4 separate regions of the Homo sapiens genome follow, and all the other regions are linked to region 1. A link is a contact called in ENCODE Hi-C or POLR2A ChIA-PET data. All regions are on one chromosome and are shown on one strand. Each heading gives the region's core, a stretch centred on a gene start or an enhancer-like site at or near the end of the contact. The rest is flanking DNA. Distances are from core to core; before and after follow the strand shown.

The links. Hi-C counts contacts between places; a loop is a spot of excess contacts on that map. ChIA-PET counts read pairs that join two places held with the same protein, here RNA polymerase II (POLR2A). Pooled maps may share reads with other maps.
Region 2: a pooled map shows a loop between it and region 1 (9-fold over the local background). The contact joins two enhancer-like sites. A Hi-C loop is called at or near these places in 1 of 168 maps with a recorded cell type or tissue (posterior cingulate gyrus), 1 of 37 single-sample maps with no recorded cell type and 8 of 50 pooled maps.
Region 3: a map with no recorded cell type shows a loop between it and region 1 (5-fold over the local background). The contact joins two enhancer-like sites. A Hi-C loop is called at or near these places in 1 of 168 maps with a recorded cell type or tissue (heart left ventricle), 4 of 37 single-sample maps with no recorded cell type and 4 of 50 pooled maps.
Region 4: a loop to region 1 is called in a map of endothelial cell of umbilical vein, with 5 times the contacts of the local background. The contact joins two enhancer-like sites. A Hi-C loop is called at or near these places in 4 of 168 maps with a recorded cell type or tissue (Calu3, Panc1, dorsolateral prefrontal cortex and 1 more), 1 of 37 single-sample maps with no recorded cell type and 11 of 50 pooled maps. POLR2A ChIA-PET finds 5 or more read pairs at or near these places in 1 of 52 experiments (RWPE1).

What each region holds. Positions count from the first base shown.
Region 1 is chr6:164,926,210-164,929,189 of GRCh38, forward strand. No RefSeq gene overlaps it. Among named protein-coding and RNA genes, the nearest start is that of MEAT6, 110 kb to the left of the region's middle. Within about 2 kb of position 1,527, at least 2 of the 41 ENCODE cell types and tissues checked have a DNase peak (open chromatin) inside an H3K27ac peak, as active enhancers do.
Region 2 is chr6:163,553,552-163,556,288 of GRCh38, forward strand. The region is part of intron 4 of QKI (QKI, KH domain containing RNA binding); the gene reads left to right. Among named protein-coding and RNA genes, the nearest start is that of QKI, 140 kb to the left of the region's middle. Within about 2 kb of position 1,318, at least 5 of the 41 ENCODE cell types and tissues checked have a DNase peak (open chromatin) inside an H3K27ac peak, as active enhancers do.
Region 3 is chr6:163,666,500-163,669,199 of GRCh38, forward strand. All of the region lies in intron 1 of LOC102724152 (a long non-coding RNA gene), which reads right to left. Among named protein-coding and RNA genes, the nearest start is that of QKI, 250 kb to the left of the region's middle. Within about 2 kb of position 1,317, at least 6 of the 41 ENCODE cell types and tissues checked have a DNase peak (open chromatin) inside an H3K27ac peak, as active enhancers do.
Region 4 is chr6:163,584,472-163,587,354 of GRCh38, forward strand. No RefSeq gene overlaps it. Among named protein-coding and RNA genes, the nearest start is that of QKI, 170 kb to the left of the region's middle. Within about 2 kb of position 1,545, at least 9 of the 41 ENCODE cell types and tissues checked have a DNase peak (open chromatin) inside an H3K27ac peak, as active enhancers do.

The sequences.
Region 1 (2,980 bases), core at 277-2,776:
CACTCACACATGCCTACACTACACACTCATACATACCTACACACACTTATACAGACCTACACCACACACACATCATACACACACTCACACCACACACACACACTCACCACACACTCACCTATACCTATACCACACACATACAACACTTCATACTCACACATGCCTACACTACACACTCACACACACACTCACATATACCTGCACCACACATTTACACAGAACATCATACACTCACACATGCATACACACACATATAACACAAGCTCACAACACCACACACACACTCTCACATGCCTACACCACACGTTCACACACAAGATACAGAGAGAAGAGTCTGGCGCCTGCTTCCTGACAAATGGTGCCTCCTTCTATTTGCTGATGAGTTTGAGGAAAACCTCCTTTCAGTTCAGCGTAATACGTTAATGTGGCAGCTTGATGCCATTAAGTACTTCTAGAACATTTTTGACTGTTATACTCAGTTAAAAGTCAATCTAACTATGGGGTCTAAAATTAGACACACGTCTATCTCATCATCTTCAGACACTGTCAATTTCTCATGATTTAACTTACATTGCCTTTTATTCTTTATATCTGCTCTTTTCTGTGTATTTTCTCATGCAAGTATCCCATACACCCTAAAAAGTGGATAAAAAGAAGAATCTTAACAAATGTTAGTATAGAAATGACAGGGTGAATCCATAGTACCATCTAGAGTCTTGGCAGATCATGACAATCTTTCTAATAAGCAAAGCATTCTTTTACTCTCCGAGAAATTTTGAGAGGTTTGAGAAGAAAAATAATGTATTTTCTTCATTTCATCAGTGTAGCTCTAAAGAATTAAATCTATGTATGCTGACAGTCATCACTCCTACAGAATCTTTTCATTTCCCAGAAACGCCTCTACTTTTCAATCATCAGACCACTAAGATATTGCTGAAAGTAATTGGGGTATTACAGGGCCTAGTTTTTACCATGTGAAATTCTATCCTAGACATCAATTTCTGATTATATATCCTGGAGAAAGAATATTTTAAAATGTTACATAAAAAATAATCTTATTAAATATGGGGAAATATTCAACTGGTTGTTTAAGCAAATGAACCTTAAATCAAAAATCGGGTTTGAGTGCAAAGTAAAGTGTGCTAAAGAAAAGCAAAGAAAGAAAGAAATACAAAGTGTGAATGATTTTTTTCATATGCTCCCCCGTTTCTGTTAAAATGCATTTCCTTATTTCGGGCAAGCTGGCTGTCCCTGGCAGTGTATCTGCCTGTTAGGAATATCTCCTTTTTGCAGAGTTGCCTAAAGCTATCAGTGGTCCCTGTTTCCTCTGAATTAATGTCATTGATAAGCGGTAAAAGGGAGAAATGTTGGCAATATATGATTATAGATTAAATGATGCAATTTCAGGGTCAGTTCTACAGAAAGCACTTATAAGACTCTGACAAGTGAAGATGAATGGAAATGAAGGAGTGCATTTTCAACAGAGCCTGGTGCCCGCCGGCTTCCAAGGCTCTGCTGCCATCTGCTGGCCGCGGCGAGGCACGGGCGTGCCCGGCCACACACTTGCTTCTGCTGTCTCTCATTAAGGGAACAGTTCTCATTTTAGGTCGCAGCTTACCTTCGGCATCCATAGACCTGTCAATTAGCCCTCTCCCTGTATTCTGATTCATTTCCAGCAGCAGACGTGCCAAAGACTGGCAGGAACTCAGGGAAATATATCCTGAGCACAGGTGGTATGTTGAATATGCCTTGGTGCTTTATTTGAACTAACCAACTGATACATTTAAACAATATAGGCATGAGACGGAGGGGGAAACTAGGAGACAGAACTGGCGATAAATTTGAGGTAATTATCTAAAATTGTTGCTTTACGATTTGTTTTCTTTGTCCCTATGCTGTCAATAAATGCATACGTTGCATTTTGACACTAACGTAATTTAGTTAAAATCCAGGAATGCGTTCGGCAGCTGCTTTTCCAAGTGTGCACACACAGCTTCTCTCAGGAACCAAGAGTCACTGCCTCCCCTCCTCTCCTTCCCATCTCAAGGGTGCTGGAAATAAATTTGATGCGGTAGGTCTAATTTTATTTTATTTTTTTAAATTGACTCAGTATTTGATTTCTCCCTAGAGACTCACTGCTACCTCTAGGTCGAGATGAGATTTCTGTCGTGCATTAAGCTAATTTGGATTGTGAATGAATACAAGTCCAGGAAGTCGATTCTGAGACCCGATACCCTGCGAGGGGAGTGCAGGATAAGCAGGAGACATTAATTAGCGCTGCCTTAAGCAGTTTTACCGACGCAGGCGGGACTGTGGTGGAGCACTGGAGATGCTGCGAGCCCTGAGCTGCCTTCACAGCCTTGTTGGGTGTGCTGCTGGATCACACTGCATGAGAAATGGAAGCAACCTATCTGTAAAGAGCCTGCAAACCTCAGGACGCTCTGGAAGCCAGTGGAATAATTACAGTGGGATGAGGCTGCAAGTCCCCTTGCTTCCTGAGCTGCATTCATGGCTGTGTGAAGGGGAGAAAGGAATACATTTGAGGTCTTTTCATGGAAGACACAGATATTTTAATGTTGCGATACCATCCAACAGGGTGAGCTGAGAGAACCAACACTAAGAGTTTCACAGATAGAACACCACTATTCCCTGTGTAAAACAGGAGGTAGGCAGGCGTAGGCCTCCCCTGGAAAACAATGTTTTAAGAGCTCATAAATACCTAGACGTCAAATCATCCTCGTTTCTAGTGTTTGTATAGATATTTCCAATAATATATTTAGTGGGCTCACTTTTTTATTTTGTGCATTTATCCTGGTTTATTGTTTATTTTTCCTGAATTATTGGCCAATGAATATTTATATTAGAACAGAAAAAAATATATTCTAAAATTAATGTCATAAAAATAAGTTACATCAGTTAGATGTCCTCTGCATGAGAAAGGGATAAGATGGATTGCTAAATATCCCCTGGGGCTGAGCCA
Region 2 (2,737 bases), core at 68-2,567, 1.4 Mb before region 1:
TATAAATTGATGTGGCTCTACTAATGCTAGTATGTAGCCGGAGTTGTGAATCATATAAATCCTTCAGAAGTTTATCATGCCTGTTAAGATTACTATTACTATTAATAAAATCACAGATTGTATCGTATTTAGCATTAGAAGAAGTAAGTACTTATTATTGAGACTTGGCTTTTGTTTTTCTGAGATTGTTACTTTTCAGTGGATCTGTTTATACCTTGTTGAAGAGAGGCAGAACATATTGTCCTAAGGTACAAATCTTTGTTAGTTTTATATAGTTTTAATGGAGGAGGAGCATCATATTTGTGTGTGTTTGAGTGTTTTAAGCTTTTCTGGTTAAATAAAGTGCCTGACACTTTCCCTCTACCTTGCTTTATGTGTGGAAAGTTGTTGATTGGTTACACAGGTATTGAGAACTGAAAAAGGAGAAAGACAGGCTGTAATACAGATTTAGAGACTGCAAAAAAAGCATCTTTTACCCCAGGGCTGGAATAAAAGAGAAGAAAGCCTGTGTAATGATGAAACCAAGACCCTGGCTTGGTGTCTCTCAGCTACTTCAAGAACCTCAGGAGCTCAGAGGGGAGAACCCTAGCTGGCTGCTTCTGGTGTGCATGGAGGGAAGGGGCTGCACGATGAGACTGGTTCTAGAGGTGCTGGGAAAGAAGCATGGAGCCAGGAGACAGCTGCCTCTGGCAAGTGCATAGCTGAAAGGAGCGCACATGGGAAAGAGAACATCTCTTTCCCTCATCCAGCTCTTCAGGGTCGGCTGCTTTACACCCACACTATGCCTCAGTTCTGAGAACCTCACAGAAAACCGGCTGGCAAAGAAGTAGTAGTTGTAGAGCCCTACACTTAAGCATTGGAAAGCATATGGCAGTTCAGTTTGGAACTTAGTAACTGCCACATCATCTTGGAGAAAAACTCAAGAAATATGAAAGCATATTTTTCTACCAGCTGTATAGGATAAGTTGGAATAAGTTGATCAACCAGATGAATATTCAGCTGTGTACCTGACATCTCCACTTAGGTGTTTAAGATAAGTATTTCAGATGTAACCTTTCAAGAGAGAACTTCTGATTCCATATTCCTCAATTTTTATCTCATTACATGGAGCCACCGTCTACTTTATTGCTTAAATCAAGAACCTAAACAACATTGTTCAATTTCTCCTTTTCCCTTACCCTCTGTGTCCAACTGATCATCATGCCTTGTCAGGTTAACATAACTCTTTTCATCTCTGTTACAACCTCTACCCCAGTCCAGTTCATCCTCTCTGTTGCCTGGACAATGTTAAAGCTCATGACCTATCTCAGTAATCACGCTGGCGCCCCCAGCAGTCCATCCACAAAATAGCACAGTGAGGCTTTAAAGACAAATCCTTTTTTGTCACTTCCCTCTCATAAACCCCTTTGTTTAAGTCAATCAAATTATCTGTCATCTTCTGTCTGCCAAAGCTGTCGGAGCAGATCAAGGTGGTAATTGGCATCAAAATTCTTCATAAAATGTGGTCACTCATCATTTTTTCTTTTCTCTGATATTTGTTATTCTTCAATTAAATTAGTCATGTATTTTTTTGTTTGGAAAACCTTTTCTACCCATTATTTCAAATTTATAGAAAACTAATTCATTTTTTAAAATATGTTGAGCACATTCATTTTTGCAAGGCTTTGGGGGTTACAAGGAACATGGGTTTATTGGTTATTGGTTAGTTTATGGATACAATTCATGATAAATTTCTTTAAAAATCAAAAAATAGAAAAACTGAGATAGCACATGGCTATATATGATTGATCACCCCAAAAATAAGCAGCATGAATTTATAAAAGCAAGACCAGTATGCGTGAGAGTTCTTAGAAAAGCCTGCACTCAGGAGAATCGCTTGAACCAGGGAGTTGGAGGTTGCAGTGAGCCAAGATCACGCCACAGCACTGAAGCCTAGCGACAGAGCGAAACTCCAGCTCAAAAAAAAAAAAAAAAAAAAAGCCTGCACTCTGAGAGAAAACGATGATCTGTGTTATTGAGGAACACATAGGATGCTTCCAATAGGAGCCTAACTTGGAGAGGAAAGTACCAGGTCTACTCGGGGATTGTGGACAGATGATTTTGACTAATGCAAAACATTTGCAAGCAAGGTTGCTCATGTAAACTGTTCAATGCCCTGAATGCTGGAGAATTTGGGCCTTTGTGATAGGCAGTGGTTCGAATTATTTTTTTAGTTGACATAGTTTTAATGATTTGGAAATACACATTTGTTTCAGCTCTCTGGTGATTACTTTGTTGTAGTTTTTTTTTAAAAGTATATAGATCTAAAAATACTAAATAAACATGATTTTCTTACTTTCTAACATGTGGTCTGATGAATTCAAAAGATACTTCCACTTAAAGGCATCATAAGACTGGAGAAGGTATAATGTAATGGTTAAACATGAGGACTTTGAATCAGGTATTCTGGGTTGGAAGCCAGGTTTGCAATGTGAACTTTTGTGGCTTTGGATAAGCTGCCTACCCTGCCTGAGCCTCAGGGATAATGCACTGCCAATACCACACATTTGTTAGGAAGCGTAAATGATTGGATAATGAAGATCTAGTGTCTAAGTCTAGAAAAGTTGAACAATGTATAAATTACATTAAACGTGACCTGTTTGTATCCTTTTAACATAGCTGTTAAACATAGTTGATGATGGCTGGGCACAGTGGCTCACGCCTGTAGTCCCAGCACTTTGGGAGGCCGAGGCGGGTA
Region 3 (2,700 bases), core at 67-2,566, 1.3 Mb before region 1:
TTCTCTGCCAAGTACTGTGGTATGTATTTTATATCAACTCATTTTAGTTTTCACAGCAAACTTAGGAAGGAGCCATGAGTTGTATGAAGTTCCTGTGGTTGAGGAAGTTTAAATATCATGTTTAAAGACACACAACTCATAAATGATGAAGTTATTACTAGAACTGGGCTAATCTATTCTTATAAGTTTTAGCAAAATGACAGCTATAAATTTCCATTTCCCAGAGTATTTTCATATGTGTTGTCTCATTGATTTTTCACAGTCCTGAACATAGATCAAGGCTCAGTAGAGTGTGGTTGCGATTTTACAGAGGGAAACCCAAGGCTCAGAGAGGTCATGATTTACCCAAACACAGCTCACTTCCAATAGGGCTGCTGAGGCCGTGGCCACGCTCTGCACCAAACAAAGCCAGTGTGCAAATTGGGCCATTGGACCCAGCTCCAGTGCTCATTCACAATCCCACACTGAAAAAAGCAAGAGAACAGAACGAACGCACATGCAAAACCACCTATATGGCATCAAGGAGGTCTTTTTCCTCAAGTATGAGCTAGGCTTTTCCAGCCTGGCTGGAAAGCCTAGCAGAGAATGGGATTCTCTGCTAAGGTCAACAAGATGCGGCGCAGCCACTACCTACGAAGCTGCTTAGCACGCCCCACTGTGTGCCTGCCCAGGGGAGGACACGCAGCCCTAGGGGTCTGCTTATGATTTCTGCCCCTGCTTGTCTCTGCTGCTTGCAGCCAGCGCTGGCTGGACATGGAGAGCCAGCACCGAGTTCCATTGCTTCCATTTGGCACCAAGTGCCTGATGGAGCTGTCCACTCTCAACAAGAAAGGGGCCTGAGGTGTTGGGGCAGAATGAGGGTCCTCGCTTGAGCTCACCTTGACTCTTCTCACAGGCCAGGCCATGAAGGGAAGGGAAACGGAGCAAAGCCAAGAGACAGGGAAAAGTGTGGGGGATAACCTGGGGGCTGGAGGGCTGGTTGGGGGGTGCAAGGGGCGGTCGCGGTGAAATCTGGCCTTACGGGCACGGTGCTAGTGGGGAGAACGTTAAAGGAAGTCACTTTAATCTTCAGAATGAGCTCAGAGGTCCACAGGGTGGATATGGAACCCCTATTCATTCATTTAATATATGATTAGATGTCAGTGTTGTTGGAGTTACATTTTAGGAAATGACTATTCATAATGGAAGTCCTGGCACGGTTTCTTTCTAATCAGCAAAACGGGGTGGTGGGCTCAGCTGTGGCACCCTCGCAAGAGGCTCTTAATTTACGAGTGATGTTAAATTATGCTGGCTGCCAGATAGTCAGATACGGGAAGTGATACAATAAGTCATTGGGGATGTGCTAGTTCTTCTTTTTTCATTTGACAACCACAGGAAGTGGCCATTAGCCAAGCCATCTGAGAGAAAGCATCTGATTGCTCTGCTACGTGCACAGTATCTTGAGTAACTGCAAAAGCCTGAGAGGAAGGACTGCAGGGGGTGGGGATGAGAAGCAGGGTGAGGGGGAGGATAGAGATCTGGGGGTCAGGGCCCTCAGAAGCTAGCATCAGGACAGCTCATGTGGCTTGTTTTTCGCAGGCTCCCCAGGGACTATTCCAGGTTGGGCTAAGCCTAGTCAGGTTTGTCAAAGCCCTACAAAAATAGTTCATGTTATTTCTGTGGCAAATCATGCACAAAGAACTTATGAATAACTAATTTCTTACTTGGCTCTTTTCTAGAAAGGGTAATTCAATACAATGCGCTTTCCAGTCTGTCACAACTGCACGAGGGCAGAGGCAGATTGCAGGTGGGGCAGGACTTCGTAGCCAGGACAAACTTGACTGCAGAGGGTAGCCTGTTCCTCAACCTTCTGAAGCCCTGACTGAGACTTGAAACTGTAGAGAAATTAGCAGGATTCTGGGGAGAACAGAGTCTGGAGAGAACAGAATGGAGTGTGCATGTTTGAAGATGTATAGTTTCTAACAGCAATTTCAGTGCTTGTAGGCAATTTATAAATATTCGAGAAAGATGCTACCATACTTGGCTGAAAGGCTGACGGAGATGGTATTAGGTAACGGAAGTTACAGACAGTGGATGTATGAAGCTGATATTATAGGAGTCCCCTTTCCATCTGGGCAGTATGAACAGGTTGCAACTTACCCTCCTAGTTAGATCCTAGCCGTCTTAGCTTCCTTTTCTGGCATGGCCAGCCATTGCTTTCTGACCTCTTTGAAATAAATACTTTTATGCCCATAAAAAGAGTGTTTTTTTTTTGAATTAAGAAAAAAAGACTTTGATTGGATGGTTTCTAAGCTTTCTTGCACATCGGAGTCACTGGGTGATCTTGATAACATTCCAGTGCCTTTCTTTTCTTTTTTTTTTTTTTTTTTTTTTTTTGAGACAGAGTCTCGCTCTGTCGCCCAGGCTGGAGTGCAGTGGTGTGATCTTGGCTCACTGCAAGCCCCGCCTCCCGGGTTCACGCCATTCTCCTGCCTCAGCCTCTCCGAGTAGCTGGGACTACAGGCACCCACCACCATGCCTGGCTAATTTTTAGTATTTTTAGTAGAGATGGGGTTTCACTGTGGTCTCGATCTCCTGACCTCGTGATCCGCCCGCCTCGGCCTCCCAAAGTGCTGAGGTTACAAGCATGAGCCACCGTGCCCCGCTTTTCAGGGCTTTTCAAAGATCATTTTCTCCAACTCAATGTCCCTGCATTTTCCA
Region 4 (2,883 bases), core at 295-2,794, 1.3 Mb before region 1:
CTCTGGAAAATCATTTTACACCACTGTACACATTGATGAGAAAGCTATAGCGTACTGAAGATTTAGAACATTCTGAGTGTAGTAAGACGAGTGTTTTTTCTCCCTTTGACTGGCAGTGATAATGTTCACGTTATCAGGTATTTGAAGGACTATTTGGGTCAACTAATTATTTGATCCCTACCTACTACAAATCTCCTTTTCAAGGGATATGGATTATGGATTGGAGATTTCCACTTGGTATCAATGATGCTGAAATAACTAGGGTTTTTTTTTTCTTTTTTCCCTAGTAACTTCATTTACCATTGAATTTTGTGGGATTTCAGTTTATTTGAAGCTAGCATTATCTGATTCTCTTCCCGCAGAACTTAGTTCCCTATGGATTATATGACCTGGCATAGTAATCAGGGGGGTTCTTATTTCACTCTATTCAATGTTCTGTCGACTGACAATTTATTTAGTCCTAGTGGAGGCATTCATACTAATGCTTTCATCACACAACTGTGACTCTGCTGGGCCTGTGCACTTTAAAATCCAACTTACATCCAACGTGGGTTTCTCCAAATGGTGTAGCGGCTATCTAAACATAACTGAAATTTCTACTATTAGAACACTATATCACATCTAAATTGAGGCTTAGACCACAAACTTTTGTTTATTTAACCCAAAAATCATTCATAACAATAATTACTAGGGAATACAAATGCCTGTTCTCTAAAACAAAATTTAAAAACCATCTTACTGCTAATATTTGAAATTACTTACAGAATACTAAAAAAGCACACTACCAAATACGTGTCTCACAATTTTTGCCTTAAAAAGTTTTCGGGCTTCTAGTGGGAGTCCTACAGTTGTTTTAACAACAACAAAAATCAATTGATCTTGACTTGCTTTCATTGATAAATCTTTGAAAAGTATAGACTTAGATTAGGACTGAGAGAATTGAAATACAGTGGCCCCTTCTTATATATAGGGGATACATTTTCAGACTCCCAGTGGATGACTGAAACCATAGATAGCACAGAACCTGATTACGTTATGTTTTTTCTTTTTTCTATTTTGAGACAGAGTCTCACTGCTGGTGCAATCTCGGCTCACTGCAACCTCCACCTCCCGAATTCAAGCAATTCTCCTGCCTCAGACCCCCAAATAGCTGGGATTACAGGCATGTGCCACCACGCCCAGCTAATTTTTTGTATTTTTAGTAGAGACAGGGTTTCACCATGTTGGCCAGGCTGGTCTCGAACTCCTGTCCTCAAGTGATCCACCCGCCTCGGCCTCCCAAAGTGCTGGAATTACAAGCATGAGCCACCACACCCCGGCAATGTTTTTTCTTATATATTTGTACCTATGATAAGCTTTCACTTTTTCACTTAAAGGCAGCACTTACAATTCTCTTTGTCCCGTCTGAATTGCAAGCATCACTGCTCTTGCGCTTTGGGTCCATTATAAGTAAAATAAGGATGACTTGAACACAGGAAGTTAATCTGATAACTAAGACGGCTGCCAAGTGACTGCTGGGGGCCGGGGAGGTGTCTACAGCAAGGATATGCTGGACAGAGGGATGACTCATGTCCCAGGCGGAAAGGCACAAGATTTCATCACACTACTCAGAATAGCTTGAAATTTAAAACTTAAGAAAGGTTTATTTCTGGAACTGTCCATTTAATATTTTTCTAACATAGTTGACCTTAGGTAACCGAAACTTCAGAAAGGGAAATGTGAATAAGGGGGCACTATTGTAATCTAGCTTTAACCACTTTTCAGTAATCAAGAGGTGCACAGTATAGATTGAATGTGCATCACTCAGCACAAGGCGTCTAGTGAGAAACTGCAATGATGATGTCGATGACTTTACTGCGTGTGCTCTCCTGGGAATGATGGTCTTGGTTATCACTCAGAAACACTAGCAAACGGGGAAGTGAGGATCTTTAAGAAAAGCTGATTCTCACAATTCCTCTGGGGAGGTTTGTACCATGACTTAGAATCCTATCTCCCTATATATGATGTTTGGTTTTCTCCTCTACCTAGGAAGGGGAGAAGTACTTGAAGTTATCTTCTTGAGTTCTCAATTCCTAAGTCATACTTGGTAGTGTGATTTTGGCCATCAGTGTATGATTTTAAGTATTAGGAATAAGGCCCCACCACCACCCCAACACACTTTTAAATAATAAGACGTTCAGGCCAGGCATGGTGGCTCACGCCTGTAATCCCAGGCACTTTGGGAGGCCTGGCCTCACTTGAGGCCAGGAGTTCGAGACTAGCCTGGCCAACATGGCGAAACCCCATCTCTACTAAAAATACAAAAACTAACAAGGCATGGTGGTGGACGCCTGTAATCCCAGCTACTTGGGAGGCTGAGGCAGGAGAATCGCCTGAACCCGGGAGGCGGAGGTTGCAGTGAGCCAAGATCACGCCACTACACTCCAGCCTGGGCAACAGAGCAAAATTCCGCCAAAAAAACACAAAACAAACGAACAAAAACCAGGAGCTTGCCGTCTAGGCAGCAGCCCACAGAGCAGTAGCTCCCACACTCCAAGCCCCAGACCTGCCTGGAAAGACCTGGGAATAGACCTTGAAGATCTGAGGGTTTACCCTAGTGTGAAACCCCGTTCTGTGCCTGGCCACAGTTATGTCTGGAGGCCAGTGTGGCCAAATAGTAACATTTTAACCACAGGGAGTACAGACAGAAAGGGAGGCTTTCCCTCTGTGCGCCCCCCGGCTGCCCTTTCTCCTGTCCAGCAGAACAGGTTTGAGCTTTTATCATTATTCCAAAAAAATTAATATTTTTGAAGAAGTAGGAAAGTACTTGTACTTGTGAAACACTCAGAATTTCCAATTAGAAAGGCACATATTTAAGGTGCTGCATAAATTTTCTCATGTATC